Linked DNA regions of Homo sapiens: region 2 is linked to region 1. Evidence: chromatin loops called from intact Hi-C (ENCODE). Cell type or tissue: CD4-positive, alpha-beta T cell. All regions are shown on one strand. Each heading gives the region's core, and the rest is flanking DNA. Links, peaks and the distances in the headings are about the cores only. Region 1 has its middle 23 kb from the start of GTSCR1. Region 2 has its middle 51 kb from the start of GTSCR1.

Region 1 (8,345 bases), core at 44-8,043:
GCCCAGGTGCTGTTGCAACTTAGCTGGGTGTGCACACACTCATGGCAGTGCTGATACACCAGCCCCCTGCTGTCTCAGCCCCCTCCAGACTTTGGGCACCAAGGAGCACAGGAGGAAGGCTAAGCAGGGACTGAGGGCAGTTCAGTGCTGGCCTGCAGGGACCCCTTTTCATGAACAGCCTGATCTCCATGAATGGGGGCAGGAGGCAGACAGGTGCCTGAGTAGAAAGGGCAAGTCCTTAGTGAAGCCTCACCTTCAAGCTGGATAGGGCCTAAAGCCTGGGGCCCGGGCTGCCAGTCCCACAGACCAGAGTGGGAACTTGTGGTGCTTTTTCTAGGCCCATCCATGGCAACCCATGGACCAATCGGTGTGCACTTCCCTGCTCTGAGGCCCATAAACACCCTGGACTCAGCCTGACTTGTGGAGATTATTGGATGACTGGATGTGGAGAGGAGCTACCCACTCCATGGTCTCCTTTCTGCTGACAGCTGAACACTTATCGAGACACCCTGCCTACAGAGAGGAGCTACCCAATTCAGTTCTCCTCTGAGCTGTTCTGTCACTCAATAAAGCTCCTCTTCACCATGCTCACCCTCCACTTGTCTGCACACCTAATTCTTCCTGGACACAGGACAAGAACTTGGGAGCCACCACATGGCAGGTCTAAAAGAGTTGTAACACAAACTGAAACATGCCCCTTGCTCATCATGTTGTGGATGACAAGAAGGAGAGAAGAGAGAAGAGCTGTGGCCCTCTGGGGAGCCCAGACCTGGGAACTCTCAGAGCCTGCATTCCTGGCATCTCCAAGCTTCCATGTGCCACTCAGTTCCCCAGTGCCACCTGTGGAAGCTGCTTGTGGTACACCTGGACCAGCTGCAGCCTTGTAGGGATCCAGCACCCATGCTGGCACCTGGAGTTGCCTACCCTGCCACAGCCAGCATGCCTGGTTTTGTGTAGTGGCTGAACCCCAAATGGGGCTGAAGCCAAGTCCCCAGGGGCATGGGCTGCTTTTGAATCTATAGCCAGGACTACTGTCAGCAGGCCTATCACCAGGGCATGGGCCTGCCCTTTCAAAGTGGGCTTTCTTATTCTTGGGCTCCATCAGGGTTTCACAACCTCCTACCTGGATCCCAAGGCTCCCACAAAGGCACTTTTGTCCACGGGTGGCTGGAAAATTGTTGCTTCTGTAGGGGGATGATGGCTGGGGACCTCCTATTTCTCCATCTTTGTCTCTGTTAACTATTCTTTAAAAATGCCAAGATGTGGGGGCTTTGTTGTCTGTATTTTTTTGCTCTCTTAATTGCTCTGAAAAGAAATAGTATGAAAATAATAAACTTCATTGAAACCAGAGCTAAGGACAGTTTGGCCTATCTCTACACAACTTGCATTGTGGAGTTCACAGCGTTGTTCATAAAAATAAAAAACAAATAAGATCAAGGCTACCACTAAATTCAGCTATCACACTAAGAGCTCATTCTATTGAGGGAACTTTTATGTAATGGAAAAGCACCTTCAGCATAGCCTTGGAGTGCGATCTCTACTCCTTGCAGTAGGTGAACATCATCTTTCTCAATGAGTATTCTAGAATCACAGAATTTGGATTACAGGAGAATCCTTAAAGGGCACCATGAATTTAAGGTCGTATGTGCTTTCAACTCAATTTCCAGTTAAACAATGCCCACACCCAGGGCTGTTCAGCTGAATCAGGAAGAGTGTTTAGAATCCATCTTTGAACTCAGCTTAGTCATGTGGACTCTCTGTCCCTGCTGAGGCTTCAGCTACATCGATGATTGTGCACCCCCCAGATACCCTTTTCAGTCACCTGGTATCATTCTATTTGTTTTAAAGTGGACAGCGTAGTTCTCAAAGTTAAATGACCCAACTCTATTCATTTGACTGTTCTGGGATTAGATTCTGGTCATGGCCCCTGGCTTCTAACTACTTAGGTTTTTAATGCAGACCTTGTACTAAGCTGATAGTGCAATTCCTAGAGTATTTTATAACATTTCCATCTAAGAAGTCCATTTCCAGTGAGGTCAATGCCTTTAGTATTCATTGCTTAGCTCTAAACTTGTATGTAAATTGGAGATTAAAAAAATCCTTAATTTAAAATAGTGATCTGGTAGACTCTATGCTTCTAAAATTTGTCCATGAATCCTCCTCTTTTATAGGTCCTCCTAGCAGGTAATATAAAGTGGAAAAACATGTATGTAAATTTTATACTGTGATACTCCCTGTTGCACAGTTTCTCCAATTTAAAATGACTTGATGCATGAGAGAAAGGAGAGCTAACATTTCATTTGTGCCTTTTCTCAGATGATAGAATAGATACAAAAAGATCATCATAATAAGAACATCCATGAGAATGAAGCTGACTTATTTTTACAAACCTTACATAAACCTTGAATTTTCCAGGGAAACAGGGAGTCACAAAAAGGCAGTGAGGTTTTGAAGAACAAAAATCTAATGGCCTAATAAAGATATAAACAAAAATAATAAAATATTAACTTGGTTTCTTCATCTTTGAAGTAACCAAGTTGGATGTTGGGTCAGATTATACCTCTAATGTAATATAATTTTACACTTCTTTGTTCACTACCAACAATATATGCCATAAAAATGTCTAGTCGAGAGGTATCTTAAAGAACCACTGGAAACGAGATATAGAACTTTAGACTTAACCACCATGAATTCCATAAATAACTGTCAAAACCTATACACAGGTGATCTCTTTAATAAATTGAGAACTGAGAATTGTTTTTGATGAAAGTTTCATGAGTCTCTGTAGCCCCGGGGTTCTGAGCCCATGAGTCGAAGGACTTTTTGACTTTACGTAATGCTGGAGCAATACCTTTAGAAGAGGACAAATCCATTTAAAATAAGCTCTCTGCAAATGCCACAGCCTGCATTTTCAACCTGTGGGCTGTCACACAGACATGACTGGGCCTCGTAGTATATGCCACCAGCAAAGTGCAGCACCTGTGAGGCACACACCTTCAGTTTATGTGAACCTGAATCAGGCATGAGCATGCACACCCAGACGTGCAATGGAAATAGCAGCACAGCACCGCTGGGCTCTCACTAACCCCGCATATGGGAGTGACAGCTGTTACTTGTGCTTGGAGCAGATTCTCTAAGCATATGGTAACTGTGGTAAGGATAGTAATCTCTGCTCTAACAGTTGGTTTGGCATAAGGGATTATTGTTGGGAAGCATTTCTTCCTTTTTTAACTAAAAAATTGCAACTGGTATCACTATTTTTGATTTAAAGATATTTTCAGCCTCTGCCACTGTACCGTATCACACAACAATGCAGAAGTGTTCCATCAAGATTGTGCTGAACTTCATAAGAGCGATTTCATAAATATATGCACTTTTGAAAAAGGAGCCATAAAATGAAATTGTGGTTGTTCCAGAACAATCTCTGTCAAGGGTGATGTTCACTCCCGAGCCTCTGATCACCATCCTCAATAATAACAATAAAATTGCCAACTGTGACCTCCTAACAGACTTGTGGTTTCCTGTTATTGCTAATGTTCTGTCTGTGGAAGGCAGACGCAGTTTCTCTCAGGTGCACCATTAAATTAGGTGACAGAGTGCTACTGCGTGACTGGTAACATATTGAAGGGAAGATCAAGGAATGCTGCAAGATGGCCCAGGGAGATGTATCAGAAACGAACCCTTTCATTTTCCAAGCATGAAGCTCCTATCAGAGACTGTTGTGAATGCCCATGAAAATCATAATTTATCATTTAGGGTGCTTCTGAGATAAATCTTATCACAGATTTTTCTTCATTTTCTTTCTCCTCCAACATTATCAAGATTACCAAGGATGATGTTGGGATAAGAAGATTGCTGACACCAAAGAGTGAAAATCTATGCTTTCAGGTTGTCTTTACTAAGCACAAAAGCCCTCAGAAAGAATAAATTAGGCTAACTTATTAGCCTAATTTAGCTGGAGACACATTGACAGCAAACTGAATCTTGAAGTTTCTCAGTGGAATATATGGGGTCATATATTCTACCGTGAACAGCATTGGAGATTTTAACAGGACAAAGAAAATCCTCTGATTACTTATGCTCTGTTCTACTTGATCCAATGATGTCCTCTGTACATGGTTGTGTTCCAGGACCCAGATGTAGAGGACAGGGCAGAACTGTACTCTCTGAGCTTTTTACCCTCAGTTTTCTATGAAAGCCTAGCTTTTCTACATTACCGAGCTTCATGATTTTTTTTTAACTTCTCTTGAAATATAAATCCAATTTTCACTTAATAGGGCCTTCTACTGTTTTTTCATTTGCATTCTCTTCCTTGAAGATTGTATTCACTTTTGTTACTGTAACTATCACATCCACGTGAGTGGCTCCCAAATCCATCCCTGGGCTCACTTTCTACTCTTCCAGGCCTGTCTCCCACCAAAGCTCTTTCACCGAACTTGACTGGTGAAAACTACCAAAAGTTTTATGTTTCTAGGCTCCATGATGCTCCTTCAGTCTTCAGCGTCATTTCCTGGTTCCTTTCTTGTTAGAAATTCTGCCTATCTTTAAGCACAACAGTATTATGGAACCTGTATCACCCAGTTCAGTTGATATTAAAAATATGTTTTAATCAGCGTTACATGGTGTCTATTGCTAGTCTGAGCTAATGCAAGCCTGTATGTTGCTGGGCAGCACTGTTGAATGTCAGCTCTGCATATCACACGTCTTGACATTTGTGTTTACAAGTCTGTCTCTCCCACCAGACTTGTCATGCTGAAAGTTTCCTGATGTCTAGGCCTCATTCACATGTTAAATCTTGATCATGTTCACGGTGCATAGGTACTTAAACGGCCGTTTGAATTCTAGTGAGTGAATAATATTTCTTGATTCTATGGCTTTGTTTCTGTCATTCGAGCCTTATTTCACATTTACTGTTTATATATTGTATTCCTATGTTGATTTATATTGACCCTTTTCCATATGGACTAATGTCAAATGTCTATTTTGGTAGCTTAATATTCCATATTTCAAGCTGTTATTCCTCCTTAAAAGGATAATATTGAATGATAATTACAACATCTGATCAATTTCCTATTATTCTGAAATCTGACATCCAAATTCTAGATAAAAATCTTTTATATCTCTGTGTTAAATGGAATAAGCCAAGAGTGAAACTCTGAAATATTTCTAAAACATTTTTTTCTTTCTCTTTTAAAACATTTCTATATCAACCCACTGATTAAGATTTTTATGGCAGGCTGTACACCCTGCTATGTGTATATGTAACTCTATTGACTCTAGTATATATTTATCAATACAGGTTGAGTATCCCTTATGTGAAATGCTTGGGACCAGAAGTGTTTTGGATTTCAGATTCTGGAATATTTGCATATATATAATGAGGTATCTTAGGGATGGTACCCATGGCTAAGCATAAAACTCATTTATGTTTCATATATACCTTATAAACATAGTCTAAAGGTAATTTTATACAATAGTTTTATTAATTTTGTGCATAAAAAATTGTGTTAAGTACTTACATGTGGAATTTTCTGCTTGTGGTATCATGTCAGATTTCTAAGGCTTTGAAGATTGAAGCATTTTGGATTTCAGATTTTCAGATTAGGGATGCTCAATCAGTATATTACAAAAAATCTTTTTCACGTGTCCTATGGGAATTGAGACACAGCATGTCTATATGTTCAAATCTTGAGCTTATAAATATAGTTATTATAAGATTATTGAAGAGAGGAGTCTGAGATAACTGGGCATGGCTGGCATGTCTTCTTCCTTGAGGCTCTGCAACCATCTGTCATTGTTTGATTCTGGAGCATATTTCCTGGGGCTTTGCATTACGGTTCTGCAAAGAAACAGAACCAATAGGATATACAGATCTATAAGAGGAAATTAATTATGGGACTTGGCTCATGGAATTATGGATGCCAAGAATTCTCACAACATGACATCTGCATGAGAACTAGGAATTCTGTGGCGTAATTCAGTCCGAGTCCCAAGAGCTGAGAAGGAAGGGAGCTGATGGTGTCACTCCCAGACAGAGACCAAAACCTGAGAATGGGGGTGGGAGGGAGGTTGGTGTGTAAAGGGATGGGGGAAGGGTGTGAGGTTGTTGGTGTAATTTCAAGGCCTGAAGTCTGAAGGCCTGAAACCAAGAGCTTGGAGGTTCAAGGGCAGGAGGATAGATGTTCCAGCATAAGGAGAGAGTGAATTCACACTTCTTCTGCCTTATTTTTCTATGCTGGCCTTCCATGGATCGAATGCTGCCCACCATCTTGGTACCCAGTAGGTAGGTGTCATTCAGTCCTTTACTAGTCTACTGATTCAAATGCTAATCTCTCCCAGAAACACCTTCATGGACACACCCAGAATTCATGTTTTACCAGCTCTCAGGGCATTCCTTAGCCCAGTCCGATTGACATATAACATTGACCATAAAATAACAGACCCTTTAGATATAAGACCACTGGCCCCAGTTGTCACCATGATAGATACTTGAAAATATTAATTTCCCAAGCAGAGAACATGGATATCACATATAAGACTTAAGGGTTAATACCGAGAAGATAAATGCAAGGAGTTGGTGAGTTGAGATTGAGCGTAGACAGCAAGTCCAGCAGGTGTAAACAAGAGCAGCTCGTTCTGAGAAAGTTTCTTCATAAGTGGATCATGTGAGAAGTGATCATTGTCATCTCCTGACCATATATATGCCATGCATATCCATGACCCAACCTTTCTTTAATGGACAGTCCATGATTCTCCATTGTCCATTTGGACTGAAATTGAACATTTGCACACTCTTTTTTGAGACGGCCCCTCCATTAGAATCATATAGCACTTTCAATTCTTAGCCATCTTTTCTCCCAGAAAATGAAAATGACATGTGTATAACAAATTCAACTATGGGCTTCCTGGAGTCCCTGTGCACTCACATATTCATACCTGTTCTTGCCTTCTAGGGCACCATGCCAGTTTTTCATACCTTGCACCAGAGCTTTAGATTGCAGAAGTCACCTTGTTTAGCAAGTTCTAATACATTGCACAGAGTGTTCAATTAGGCCCACTTTATTTGATTTTATTTTTAATTCTGAAAAAGAACCTTAAACATGACCCTCAAAAAAGTGTCTTAACCTTTAGAAAACATGTCTAGAAGCAGAGGAAATTAAGGCATCCACAGGATTCCCTTGAGCAACAATGGAAGCCTCAACTGTGAAAACTCTGACAGCTCTTCCTGGTTACCATGGTGAGAGAAGGCTTTCTTGTTCATAGGCCATTAACAGGATGCTCATGTTCTTCAAGGTTTTATATTAATTGTTTGGTGTACCTTCCTCTCCTCCTACATAATGTAAATGTGTTGAACCAGGGCATAAACCTTACCTAAGGAATGGTGAGCTGAGCCTTTAAGATGAACAAGACTTCTCCTTCCACTTATCTAAATTCTGTGTGTACAGTAAATGTGCTATGCATCATTATTCCATCTCTATTATATGTTTACAAGCACCTCCAACCATTTCCAATATTTCCTTTTAAAATAATATGTATCCTGTGGCCTGACTTGCAATACAAAACCATAGAATTAATGCTGCCTGACTGTGGAAGCTTTGTATGTGATGGATAAGGCACTTAGAACTGATGTACCTTGCACCTTCATTTCAAAGCAATACTTCTGTTTCATAAAACACATTTACTATGCAAAACCAGTTTTTACATCCTGATTTTTCATTGCTATTTGGGATATCCTATGAACATTAAACAATTCTTATCTTTCTTTTTTCTCAGCCGCTGATAATTATTTCACTTTCTCTCCCTAAAGTCTACCCTAACATCTTTTGAACAAGTGCTCCTTTTTTGATATCACCTTTGTATGAGTACATGAAAAAAATCCCGATCATATCCTATAGTAATTTCTTTTCTTTAGTCTTATCATTTGTTAAGTGAAAAGTAATGAGAGGGCATTAATAATAAAGGCAATATTGAAATGAGCAGAACGAATTGGGCTACAATTATATTGTTACCACACAACTGTGTTTCTTCTATTTTCCCATTGAGGCACAGTAAGTATTTCTGGAAGAAAAAAAAAAGAGATAACACTTTACATAGAATTTATAGGTGTCTGTTATAACCTCTGGATTCCAAAGCTGAGGATTACTTACCATATGATGATCTGCTCAATAAATGAGAAAAAGACCTAAATTCATAGCTCCTGGGAATCCCTGGGCAGTTGGGTAAGATAATTTCAGCAGAGAGTTTGGCTTTAATAGAAGCTATTTGTTAGTGATTAAAGGAAATTTAACTGTAAAACCTTATCTGAAGTTATGGTTCTTAACAACTAATGACCTACTCTGTAACCA
Region 2 (8,345 bases), core at 17-8,016, 74 kb before region 1:
TCGGGACTAGCCTCTGTGCCAACTGAGTACCACAAAGGGACCTCAGCTGTCAGTGCCCTATGGAGCATAAGAACCTAGCCTGGCTCTAGTTCCTCACCCACAAGGTCAGATAAAATAAAATGAATGGATGGGTTTAAGCCAAAAAGTGATGGGGTAATTTGTTAGTTAGCAAAAGGCAAAATTGCCTGTCTAAAATCGTTTAATATGAAGACACAAAGAACTCATAAAAACAGAAAATGATGTTAATACGGAGAATACCTACAAAGATGATCTTTCCATTATCTTTATGAGATCATCTTATTTAATATAACTGAACCTGAACATTAGATCAAAGACGTAGTATTTGACAGAAAAGCAATTTACTAATTTTCTCCTCGGGAACACATTTTATTGTATTCTCAAACCCTTTGCCCCTTGCCAAAATAGTTGTAAATTCTGATTACTGTTGTTTAAACAATTATTTAGTTTCTACCTACTCTATAGGGATTTATAATGCATTAGTGGATTCAAATATATGAGATGATTCTGGTGTAGAGGCAAAGAGGATATTATAAATCAATGAACATGCACTAAACTCATTTATGAGTGAAGCATAGTATTTGTAAGCAAAGGAAAAGTTCATTGACTTGCGTTTGGCTCTATCAGATTTGTAAACATTAAGGATGTTTAAGGTGAGTGAAAAGTCGAACTTCAGGGCTAGAATTTCTTGTTTTTCTTAAAGCTTATATTCCAACACTGTTTGACATGTACAATAATGGCAACCACATTGCCTCATGTTGCTTTTGGAGTCAAAGGGGATTGTGTGCTTCAAAGATGACTACTGCTATTTAGATCCTTTGTGGGAGGAGTTAAACTAGTGGAAAAGGAATACGTGCTAAAGAGTTAATGATGTTTTTCAGAAACTGCTAACCAAATTTTGTGCATTTGTAGCAGCGTGAAAGAAACATTTCAGTTTATAAAGGCGAGCTTGTGCTTTCAACTTAAAGTATTGCTCTGTCAGAAACATTTGCTTTTCTAAAGCTTCTATGGTATTAATAAAAACATTTGTAGTGTAACTTGATGCTTATAAAAGTGTCTCAATGAACAGGTTTACAGATATTCTTCGTTATACCTTAAAATTCCTTGTTGAGATTTGTTATTTTGTTTTGTTTTGTTTTTTAAGCTCCTGGCTGCTAATCTTTGGGTTATTTTTCAGTTCTTCAGCATACTCATCAGAGAGTGAGTGGTCAGTGAAAATAAAAGAGGGCGAAACAGAAAACAATTAATTTACCTTTTTTGCTAAAACAGTTTTAATGGTGTATAATGCTGAAACTGACAAGATCTCTCAATTACTGTTATATTTCACTTTCCGTACAGCAAGAATTGCTTAATTATATTAGTTTCCCTTTAATTTAATGGATTTGTAAAAGAAAAGCACCTCTAATGAATACACAATCAATTTTGTGATTCTTCTTTTTACAATTTGCATTTAACATAGCATCTTGATCATAATAAACATTTAATCATATTTGCTGAGTAAAATTATTAAAATCATCAATTTTAAAATATTTTAGAATTACCAAAGGAGTATCAACATATGAAATATGTATACAGTTTAAATGTTCATCCAGGGAAGTTATTAATGCTGTGATATGGTTTGGCTCTGTTTCTCCACCCAAATCTCATCTTGAAAGGTACTCCCATAATTCCCACGTGTTGTGGGAGGAACGCGGTGGGAGCTAATTTGAATCATGGGGGCAGTTTCCCCCATACTGTTCTCATTACAGTGAATGAGTCTCATGAGATCTGATGGTTTTATCAGGGATTTCTGCTTCTGCATTGTCCTCATTTTCTCTTGCCACCACCATGCAAGAAGTGCCTTTTGCCTCCAGGTGTGATTCTGAGGCCTCCCCAGCCATGTGAAACTGTAAGTCCAATTAAACCTCTTTTTCTTCCCGGTCTTGGGTATGTCTTTATCAGCAGCATGAACACGGACTACTACAGTAAATTGGTACCAGTAGAGTGGGGCATTGCTGAAAAAATATCCAAAAATGTGGAAGCAACTTTGGAACTGGGTAGCAGGCAGAGGTTGGAACAGTTTAAAGGGCTCAGAAGAAGATAGGAAAAATGTGGGAAAGTTTGGAAACTCCTACAGATTTGTTGAATGGCTTTGACAAAAATGCTGATAGTGATATGAACAATAAGGTCTAGGCTGAGATGGTCTCAGATGGAGATGAGAAACTTGTTGGGAACTGGAGCAAAGGTGACTCCTTTATGTTTTAGCAAAGAGACTGGTGGCATTTTGTCTCTGCCTTAGAGATTTGTGGAACTTTGAACTTGAGAGAAATGATTTAGGGAATCTGGCAGAAGAAATTTCTTTTTCTTTTTCTTTTTTGAGACGAAGTCTTGCTTGGTCGACAGGCTGGAGTGCAGTGGCGCAATCTTGGCTCACTGCAACCTCCACCTCCTGGGTTCAAGTGATTCTCCTGCCTCAGCCTCTCAAGTAGCTGGGACTACAGGCACCTGCTACCATGCCCGCTAATTTTTGTATTTTTAGTAGAGACGGGGTTTCACCATGTTGGTCAGGCTGGTCTCAAACTCCTAACCTCAGGTGATCCACACAACTCAGCCTCCCAAAGTGCTGGGATTACAGGTGTGAGCCACCGCTCAGCCAGGTGGAGGAAATTTCTAAGCAGCAAAGCATTCAAGAGGTGACTTGGGTGCTGTTACAGCATTCTGTTTTAAAAGGGAAACAGAACATAAAAGTTTGGAAAATTTGCAGCCTGACGATGTAGTAGAAAAGAAAAACCCATTTTTTTTGAGGAGAAATTCAAACTGGCTGCAGAAATTTGCATAAGTAACAAGGAGCCAAATAATCCCTTTGGATTAATTTGGAAAATATTTATTTTCCAAATATTAATGGGAAAAATGTCTCCAGGGCATGTCATAGGTCTTCATGGCAGCCCCTCCCATCACAGACCCAGAAGCCTGGGAGAAAAAAAATGGTTTCATAGGCCAGGCCCAGGTTCCCCATGCTGTGTTTAGCCTAGGGACTTGGTGCACTTAGTCCCAGCTGCTCCAGCTGTTGCTAAAAGGGGCCAAGGTACAGGTCAGCCCATGGTTTTAGAGGTTGCAAGCCCCAAACCTTGGCAGTTTCCACATGATGTTGAGCCTGCAGGTGTGCAGAAGTCAAGAACTGAGGTTTGGGAACCTCCACCCAGATTTCAGAAGATGAATGGAAATGTTTGGATGCCCAGGCAAAAGTTTGCTGCAGAGGCAGGGCCCTCATGGAGAACCTCTGCTAGGGCAGTGTGGAAGGGAAATGTGTGGTCAGAGCCCCCACCCAGAGTCCCTAGTGGGGTGCTGCCTAGTGGAGCTGTAAGAAGAGGCCATCGTCCTCCAGAGCCCAGAATGGTAGATCCACTGACAGCTTGCACCGTGTGCCTGGAAAAGCCACAGACACTCAACACCAGCCCATGAAAGCAGCCAGCAGGGGGCGCTGTATCCTGCAAAGCCACAGTGGCAGAGCTGCCCAAGACTATGGGAACCTACCTCTTGAGTCAGTGTCACCTGGATGTGAGACATGGAGTCAAAGGAGATCATTTTGGAGCTTTAAAATTTGACTGCCCTGCTAGATTTTGGACTTGCATGGGCCCTGTAACCCCTTTGTTTTGCCCAATTTCTCACATTTGGAGTGGCTGTATTTACCCAATACCTGTACCCCTATAGTACCTAGGAAGTAACTAGCCTGCTTTTGATTTTACAGGCTTATAGGCAGAAGGAACTTGCCTTGTCTCAGATGAGGCTCTGGACTGTGGACTTTTGGTTTAATACTGAAATGAATTAAGGCTTTGGAGGACTGTGAGGAAGACTTGATTGCTTTTGAAATATGAGACATGAGATTTGGAGGGGACAGGGGTGGAAGGAAGGATATGGCTTAGCTCTGTGTCCCCACCGAAATCTCATCTTGAATTGTACTCCCATAGTTGCCTCATGTTGTAGGAGGAACCCGGTGGGAGATTATTTGAATCACGGGGGTGGTTTCCTCCTTACTGTTCTCATGGTAGTGAATAAGTCTCATGAGATCTGATGGTTTTATCAGGGGTTTCCACTTCTGCATCATCCTCATTTTCTCTTGCCAGTGCCATGTAAGAAGCACCTTTTGCCTCCTGCCATGATTCTGAAGTCTCCTCAGCCATGTGGAACTGTAAGTCTAATTAAACCTCTTTTTTTTCCCAATCTTGGTTATGTCTTTATCAGCAGCATGAAAATGGACTAATACACACTATAACAAGAAGAATTTAGGTATATTAGTTTCAAATATATGAGCACAGAAATGGGAATTTCAAGATTTTTGGAGATGCTAATTTAATAGAACTTTTGAAATTTCATAAGCATGCATTGTCCCTTGAAAAGTAGTAACTGCTTGACAAATGCAGATTTTTATTATTACTGACATTTTGAGAAAATATCTGCAGCTGAAGATCCTGCAATTGTGAAAAATGTCATAAGTTTTTCATACACCCAGTTCTTTTGTCACAAAGTATGATCAGATTTTCTGCTTAGAAAGTGTTTTTGGCTGAATAGGTTATAGTCTACCCTGTATGTAGGCACAGTGAAAAAATGACAGGTAGCTTTCTAACGTCTTTTTGAAAATAAGTCTTTATATCAGAATATTGACAATAATGCTATAACTGTTACAATATGGGGACAAAAGTAACTTAATTATAACTTTTCAAAAATGTTTGTCATTTATACAGCTTTTTATCTGAAAAATGATGGACAATCATATGGAAAACAAAATTAGTAGAATGCAATTTAGAGACAGATAAGAAAAAAGTTCTTCAATAAAATAATTTAATGGTATTCAGGAAAATGCAAATGTGAGAGTCTGTGCAATGTCACGTAGCTCTATTCTGTCAAACTTGAAGATAAATATCTCAAATTATGATAATTGAATGTTTGAATACCCAAGTTTCATATACCCATAAATCTTAACATTTTATACTTGGCCTTTAGGAAGTTAGTATATCCCAGCAAAAATCTTTTATTTTTATGATATATATTTATTACACTAACATGTATATAAAACTTACCAGTTTAACCATTTTTAAGTGTATAGTCTAGTGGCAATAAATACATTCACATTGTTGTGCAGCCATTATCACTATCCATCTCCAGAACTTATCTTTCCAAACAGAAACTCTGTACCCATTAAACAATAACTCCCCATTCCCTTCTCCCCCAGCCCCTGGTAACTAACTACCAGTCTACTTTCTATCCCCATGAATTTAGCTACTCTAGAGGGCTAACACATTTAAGAAGAATCCTAGAATGTTTACCCTTTTGTGATTGGCTTATTTCACTTAGCATAATGTCTTCTAAGTTATTTCATGTTGTAGCACATATCAGAATTTCCTTTCTTTTAAAAACTGAGTAATATTTCGCTGTATGGATATGCTACATTTTTTTTCTCTTTTTTTAAATTTTATTTTAAGTTCTGGGATACATGTGCAGAATATGCAGGTTTGTTACATAGGTATGCATGTGCCATGGTGGTTTGCTGCACCTATTAACCCATCATCTAGGTTTTAGGCCGTACATGCATTAGGTATTTGTCCTAATGCTCTCCCTCCCCTTGCCTCCCATCCCCGACAGGCCCCAGTGTGTGACGTTCCCCTCCCTGTGTCCCAGCAGACACCTGATTTGCTTCCATCTTTTGGCTATTGTGAATGCTGCTGTGAACTAGCTGTATAAATATCTGAGTCCTTGCTTTCGATTCTTGTGGATATTTACCCAGAAGTATAATTGTCATATCATATGGCAATTCCATATTTAATTTCTTGAGGTTCTGCTATGCTATTTTCCACAGTGGTTGCACCATTTTATCCCACTAGCAAATACACAAGGGTTTAAATTTCTCCACATCTTTGCTAATACTTGCTATTTTATTTTATTTTTTGATAACAGCCATCCTAATGGGTGTGATGTGGTATTTCATTGTGGTTTTATTTGTACTTCTCTAGTGATTAGCGATGTTGTCTTTTCACATGCTTATCAGCCATTTGTATATCTTCTTTGGAGAAATGTCTATTCATGTTCTTTGCCTATTTTTTTAAAGCAGTTTGTTGTTGTTGTTGTTGTTGAACTGTCAGAGTTCTTTCTTTTTTCTTTTTTAGAGGTAAGGTATCACTTTGTCAACCAGGCTGGAGTGCAGTGGTGCTATCATAGCTCACTGCAGCATTAGACTCCAAGGCTCAAGTGACCTTCCAGTCTTAACCTCCAGAGTAGTTGGAATTAACAGCCTCGAGCCACTGTACAGGGCTACTAGGAGTTCTTTATGTATGTTCTGGATATTAATCTTATATTAGATATATAATTTGCAAATATTTTATCCTGTTCCTTGGGTCTTCTTTTCATTCTTTTGATAATGTCCTTTGGTACATAAAAAGTTTTTAATTTTGATAAACTTCAATTTATTTGTTTTTTTCTTTTGTTGTCTTTGCTTTTGGTGTTATACCCAAGAAAGACTTGCCAAACCCAATGTAATGAAGCTTTTCCTCTATGTTTTCTTTTAAGAGTTTTATAGTTTTAGCTCTTACATTCAGGTCTTTGATCGATTTTTGAGTTAATTTTAGTATACGGTATACATTAAGAGTACAGCTTCATTCTTTTGCATGTGGATATACAGTTTTTTCAACACTATTTATAGAAAAGAATGTCCTCTTTCCATTGAATGGTCTTGGCACCCTTGTTAAAAATCCTTTGACCGTAGATATGAGGATTTATTTCTGTGCACTGTATGCTATTCCACTGGTCTATTTGTCCTCCATGTGCCAGTACTGCACTGTTGTGATTATAGTATTTTTGTAGTAAGTTTTGAAATCATGACATATGGGACCTCAAACTTTGCTATTTTTTTTTTCTTTTCTTTCTCTTTTTTTATTGAGACAGGGTCTTATTCTGTTGCTCAGGCTGGAGTGCAATGGTGCAATCACAGCTAACTGTAGCCTTGACCTCCTGGGCTCAAGTGATCCTCTTGCCTCAGCCTCCCAAGTAGCTAGGACTACAAGTGTGTGCTATCACGCTGAGCTATTTTTAAATTTTTTGTACAGATGGGGTCTCCTTATGTTGCCTAGGCTGCTCTTGAACTCCTGGGTTCAAGCAATTCTCTCACCTCAGGCTCCCAAAGTACTGGGATTACAGGCCACGCCTGGCTGATCTTTTTCAGTGTTGGTTTGACTATTCCATACGCCTTGAGAGTCCATATTAAAGGTAGATTTTTCTATTTCTGTAAAAAAGTCATTTGGATTTTGAGTAAAATTCTCTTTTTAAATGAGTATTTACATATGGGATGCTTTGGCAGAAAGAAGTTAAACATTTTGACTTTTATATTCTTTAATGATAGATCATGAGATACTTCCAATCTCAACAAAACATGTTAATATCTACAATTTTCCTCATCCAGAGACAAAAAAAAGATTTTAATTCATGCTTTTGTCTCCAACTGTGCATCTAAAATAGTTCTACCCTGGGTCTGGGGAGACAGAATAATGAGTGCTCAGAGAACTTAGAAGTCTTCTGATTGCTCTTTGCACTTGTTTATTTCCATGCATCCTCCAAATTCTGGCTAAACGTGGGGAACAAATGAATGTATGAATAGCCAGCAGCCCCACAGGGTCGGGGAAAACACTCAACCAGAGAGACATGAGATTCATTTACTTTTCTTTTAATATTGTTTCATTGTGTCTTCTTTAGCTGTGGAGTTAAATATGGTTTTTGTTTCAATACAGTAAGCAATGGATTTACAGGAAATCACTGATAGAGACTCCTAAAAGTTTTCTCAAATATCCACTGTAAAGATTGAGGAGAGAGGGATTGGGGGAGTCATGAACCAGAGTCACAGGAGCCTAAGTTCTGACCTCGCTGGTATAGATCTCTTCTCTCCATTTCCTTTTTTTCTCTATCTCTAAACATTTAATCTTGAATTTGTTTTGGATAATTTTTCATAATCATAAACGGTTAGCACTAAAAGGCATCTCCGTAATTTTTAATCTTACCTACCTTAATTATTTTAAATATAAAACAGGCACATGTTTCTCAGTATTATTTCTCTTATGTTCTGAGAGAAGAGAAACCTCATAGTCCCTCATTATTTCAAATCGAATTTACAATGTTCCTTTTGTGCTGGTTCATGCTATTTGTGTTTTCTGTGTGTCAACCCTGACTTCCTGTTTATGATACAAGGTCCTGAGGGGCGTGAGCTATAGCCCTTCAGGACCTCAGGTCCCTTTGCACTGAGTGCTTAGTGAATCTTACTGTTCAGCTGACTCCTAAAGTAATGAATTTTAATTAATGTAAAATGG

What was found. A loop is a pair of places that touch in the nucleus more often than their neighbours do. Peaks named below come from ENCODE experiments on the same cell type or tissue, not always from the same donor. Only the 100,000 strongest peaks of a DNase experiment are listed, where the experiment ranks them.
Region 2: a loop joins it to region 1, with 6 times the contacts of the local background. A loop is called at or near these places in 4 of 110 quality-filtered maps.

The regions. Positions count from the first base shown.
Region 1 is chr18:70,669,312-70,677,656 of GRCh38, forward strand. No RefSeq gene overlaps it. Among named protein-coding and RNA genes, the nearest start is that of GTSCR1, 23 kb to the left of the region's middle. In CD4-positive, alpha-beta T cell, for the core only: no CTCF peak of the experiment used is centred there; DNase peaks (open chromatin) are centred at 3,040 and 3,540; H3K27ac peaks cover 3,639 bases.
Region 2 is chr18:70,595,549-70,603,893 of GRCh38, forward strand. No RefSeq gene overlaps it. Among named protein-coding and RNA genes, the nearest start is that of GTSCR1, 51 kb to the right of the region's middle. RefSeq lists an enhancer at 3,359-3,438. In CD4-positive, alpha-beta T cell, for the core only: a CTCF peak has its summit at 3,486 (motif pointing right); a DNase peak (open chromatin) is centred at 3,493.